Linked DNA regions of Homo sapiens: region 1 is linked to region 2. Evidence: read pairs that join two places in POLR2A ChIA-PET (ENCODE). Cell type or tissue: MCF 10A. All regions are shown on one strand.

Region 1 (2,500 bases), 310 kb before region 2:
GTGGGGCATTGGAGTGGGCATAGCACTCACAAAAGGGCCAACCAGTTCTCCTGTCTCACTAATCTCTTCCTCCTCCTTCATCTCTAAGTCCCCTTTTGCCTTCATCATTGTTCCCTCCTCTTCCTCGTCTTCCCGCCTCATCATGTCACCTCTTCTACAGCGTTCTTTATGATGTGCTTAGATGTGAGCCAAAAGCTTATTTGAACCACAAGATTAAATATATATTTGGGAAGGGCCTGTGGTAACTCTTGGGGATTCACAATAATGGCCAAAGTCTGGCCACACCTGGGTGGTGTGAGGTTTCTTCCTTTCTGCTTCACTGGAGAGTCAGGGGTGAGTCAGATACAAGCAAAACAGCCCAAGAGTGCATTCCTTCCATGCCCCAGATACTTACTTATCCTCCCTTGACTAGGCCAGAAAGACAAAACATATCAGTTCCTGTAGCAAAGGGGTTCTCTGGTCCAACAATTACAAAGCTCTTTGATGAACTCAGTGTTTTCTGCATCAACCACCACGACAGGTATTTTTGAATATTGAAAATTTTAGGTTTTCTTGTTTCTCCTCCTGGTTGTTTCCACTGTTTCTGTGCTTCTTATTTCCTATAATTGCATTTTGGAGGCAGGAGAAACAGCCTCAGGGTTCAGGCTTTTCAGGACCAACAGAGCTAGGGCCTCACTGGGTCTTGCTCAAAGTAGGTAAAAGCAAACACAGGCAGATGCTGGTGCAGGAGACAATCTTGCTTCCTAAGAACTGTTGCAACAAGCAATCCAGAGTAGACAAAGCCTATGAGGATCTGGATAATAAAGTTCCCAATGCAAGGTCAGTTTGTCCTTAGAGGTGTCTCTCAGAGGCCAGGAGTCTAAGAAATCCAAAAAGCAAGCTCAGCTGTTTCAGCAGGAGGAGCTGGGATGCACAGAGGAGAAGGTGGAGCACATCTTCACAAACACAGCGTTGCCTGGCTGTCCTTAGCAAGCAGCTCACCATACTCCACCTTCTCCACCAGGATCACCTGCAAAGCCAACAGCCAATAAGACCTTCCTGAGGCAACTTACTCCAGATGTTTTGCTCTTTACCTCATTTTAAAGATAAATAAGTAAATGGAAAATCATATTACATTTAAAAACAGCCCGACTTCTCTCTCCTTTCTTGGGTCATTTCTTAAACTAATGAGAGCTTTATTTAATCAAGCTCTGCAACCGTGAACAGTTAGGAAATTCCCCCCAGCCACAAGTGGGTACTTACAAGCAGGCAAGGCTCTGGACTTCTCTCTGATCTTTCCTGCGCAGAGTGAAAGCACTCCTGCACACCTTGGATGTCTATTAGCTGACTCCTACCCCCAGAAGGAGGGCACCTCCAGTTCTGGTTTCCTCCCACTTCTAGGGAAGCATTGTTTCCAGGTAGGTGTGTCTGTGCCTGTTGGGTTTTTCTGCAACACTTAGACACAGATGCAAACCTTTTCTCCACCCCCTCCACCACCAAGAAAAGGATGTTCCTGGCATATGTCATGCAGCAAAACAGTAAGTCAAGCACCTACAAGTCTTAGTTCTCTTTTTTGATGACTAGATTACCTAACCTCTCAAGTAAAGCAAGCGATTTGAAGGAGGAAGAGTGGGAAAGGCTGAAATATTAAATGTATACACACATATATATTATATATATACATACATTATATATAATATGCATAATATATATATGTGTGTGTATACATATTTAGATTGAGAAGGAAAACCTACCAAGAGGAGATAGGAAGACTCTAAAGAAGGTATCAATAGAAGAAGAAAAAACTTTGTGTTATAAAAGGAAAGATAGAAATGGCATTGCAGGCCAGGAGCCATGGATCTTGCCTGTAGTCCCAGCACTTTGGGAGGCCGAGGCAGGTGGATCACTTGAGGTCAGGAGATCGTGGCCAGCTTGGCCAACATTGTGAAACCCTGTCTCTACTAAAAATGCAAAAATTAGCCAGGTGTGGTGGTGCACGCCTGTAATCCCAGCTACTTGGGAGGCTGAAGCAAGAGAATTGCTTGAACCCGGGAGGTGGAGGTTGCAGTAAGCCAAGATCATGCCACTGCACTCCAGCCTGGGCGACAGAGGGAGACTCTGTCTCAAAAAAATAAATAAATAAAATGAATAAATAAAAATAAAAAAAGAAAGAAAAGAAAAAGAAATGGCATAGCAGAAAATATGTAGAGGTTGACAGTTAAATTAAAATAGAAAAAAAAGATGGGGGAAAAAGATTCAAAATAGGAATGAGACTGGGAGGAGTTTTAGAACATGAACCACATTTCTAAACCAAATCTTGGAACGCAAAGTCTAGAGAGAGTCTAGAATGTTTGAAATTTGGATCATTTCAGAAAATCTGAACCTAGAGAATTCATGAAAGTCAAATCTTTTCAAAATTTTTAGACGTTAACCAGAGTTCTTCAGTGAGCCAGTTGCCTTCGTAAAATAATAACACCCCCACTTACTCCTGATATTACCATATCGTCATCTTTGGTGGGTT
Region 2 (2,500 bases):
CATAGTCTATCACATGTTCGCACACACATTTCTTTACTGAATTCTTCCAAGATCCCAAGGGGAGGCACTAATCTACTCATCTCTGTTTTATAGACCATGTAATTGAGGCTTGAAAGGTTGAACTTGATTAAAAAAAATAATAACTGTGTTATAGGTCTGATAAGTGCCAGAACTTCAAATCCAACTCTATGTTCTTTCTACTTAAGCTGAAATACAGATTCTGCTCTTCAAGTCCAGCTGGACACAGTGGCCCACACCTGTAATCCCAGCACTTTTGGGAGGCCGAGGCGGGCAGATCACTTGAGGTGAGGAGTTCGAGACCAGCCTGGCCAACATGGCAAAACCCCATTTCTACTAAAAATACAAAAATTAGTCAGGTGTGGTGGCAGGCACCTATAATCCCAGCTACTCGGGAGGCTGAGGTGGGAGAATTGCTTGGACCCAAGAGGTGGGGGTTGCAATGAGCCAAGATTGCAACACTGCACTATAGCCTGGGTGACAGAGTGAGACCCTGTCTCAAAAAAAAAAAAGGCCAAGGGTTCTGTGGAGGTAAGAAGTCAATTTATTCCACAAATCATTAAAATATAAGATGACAGAGAGGTACTGAGCCTCCTGTAGTCCTGATATCTTTATTTTTAAGCACTTCGCCTATTTCTGGTCATTTTACTCCTAATTTTCCTGGGGAAAGTGTGAAATGCCCCTTCTCATTCGGGATGTCCAGTCTGCATAAAGGCAGGAGCATGCTGCCCCAGATTGCAAAGCTCTGGGAATGAGTGGAGATGGAAGTACTGAGCATTAGCAGCTTCTTGGAGATTGGGAGTTTGGGTGTGGTGGGTGTGAAAGGGGAAGTAGGGAAGTAGAAAAGTAGATCTACTGGATAATCTGATCAAGATGGCTTTTTGTTTATTTTGAGGGGAGGGAGGGACTTGAGTACATTTTCAGACAGAGGAGAAGGAGTCAATAGAGAGGGAAAGGTGTAGGAGAAGGGATAATCAATAGAGCAAAACCACAGGACAGTGGGAACAAGGTGCAGTGGTGCAGGCAGAGGGCTTCCTCTTGGAAAGACTGAGAGACTCTCCTCAGATAACTGAGCTAATGCTTATGCTGTTTACTTTGTCCCAGACACCCTTCTAAGTGTCATAGATGAACAGTCATGCATTGCTTAATGATGGGAATGTGTTGCTGAGAAATGCATTGTTAGATGATTTCATCATCTTGCAAAAGTGTATTATGAAAGAGAACGGCAATGATTTTTCCTATTCACACTGGCCACTAGTTGCATGAGAGCGGGCCCTCTAATTAGGTTACTAAGTCTCTCTGTGCCTCACTTTCCTTATCTGTTAAATGGGGATTAGAATAAAACCACCCCCCACAAAGTCATGAAAATTAAAAATTAAAATACAGGTGGGGATTGTGTCTGGCACCCAGCAAGCACTCAGTGAGTTTTAGCTAACTGCTGTTGACTACTATTTTGTTCTGGGGATAGGTGGGAATCATTTAAAAGTGTAAGAATTCTAAAGTAGACAGTAACCCTTTCAGTTGGGGTCTGATGTAATGTGTCAAGAGATTGGCTTTCTGTTTTTTGTTTTTTTAAGTCATTTATTTATTTATTTATTTGAGACAGTGTCTCATTGTCACACAGGCTGGAGTGCAGTGGTGTGATCTCGGCTCACTGTAGTCTCTGCCTCCCAGGCTCAAGTGATCCTCCCACCTCAGCCTCCCAAGTAGCTGGGACTACAGGTGCGTGCCACCTCACCCAGCTAATTTTTGTATTTTTAGTAGAGACAGGGTTTCACCATGTTGGCCAGGCTGGTCTCGAACTCCTGTCCCCAAGTGATCCACCGCCTTGGTCTCCCAAAGTGCTGAGATTATAGGCGTGAGCCACCACACCCTACCTTAAAAGTCTGAGCTACCTTTGGGAGGGTCACCCCATGGGTAAGCTAGGGATTCCTCAACATGTTTTGCTGTAGGTTTGTTTATATCAGCATCGCAGCAAACACATGAGTAATATGTTGCAACATATTATGTTACAACAGCTATTATGTCATTAAAAAATAGGAATTTTTCAGCTCCATTATAATCTTTTTTTTTCCTTTACGTTTTTCAGGTTAGAGAATGGAAGATGACACCCATTATAATTTTATGGGACTACCTTTGTATATGTAGCACCTTGTTGACTGGAATGTCGTTATGTGTGCAGATATTTTATTTTGGTCAACGATGGACCACAAATATGATAGTGGTCCTATACAATTGTAATACCATATTTTTAGTGTACTTTCTATGTTTAGGTATGTTTAGATACACAAGTACTTACCATGGTGTTACAATTGCCTACAACGTTCAGTGCAGTAACATGCTTTGCAAGTTTGTAGCCTAGGCGCAATAAACTATTACAATATAGGCTAGGTGTGTAGTAGGCTAATACTATATAGGTTTGAGTAAGTACACCCTGATGTTTGCACAAAAATGAAATAGCCTAACCTTGCATTTCTTAGAA

What was found. Peaks named below come from ENCODE experiments on the same cell type or tissue, not always from the same donor. Only the 100,000 strongest peaks of a DNase experiment are listed, where the experiment ranks them.
Region 1: POLR2A ChIA-PET joins it to region 2 with 5 read pairs; 2 of 35 experiments call an interaction of 5 or more read pairs at or near these places.

Annotation. Positions count from the first base shown.
Region 1 is chr3:111,594,058-111,596,557 of GRCh38, forward strand. All of the region lies in intron 5 of CD96 (CD96 molecule), which reads left to right. ZBED2 (zinc finger BED-type containing 2) reads right to left here and starts at 1,289. Exons shown (of 2, transcript NM_024508.5): 1 at 1,243-1,289; 2 at 1-1,009. The coding sequence starts at 144. In MCF 10A, no CTCF peak of the experiment used is centred here; DNase peaks (open chromatin) are centred at 334 and 1,404.
Region 2 is chr3:111,903,760-111,906,259 of GRCh38, forward strand. The region is part of intron 2 of PHLDB2 (pleckstrin homology like domain family B member 2); the gene reads left to right. Among named protein-coding and RNA genes, the nearest start is that of PHLDB2, 46 kb to the left of the region's middle. In MCF 10A, a CTCF peak has its summit at 1,240; a DNase peak (open chromatin) is centred at 1,182.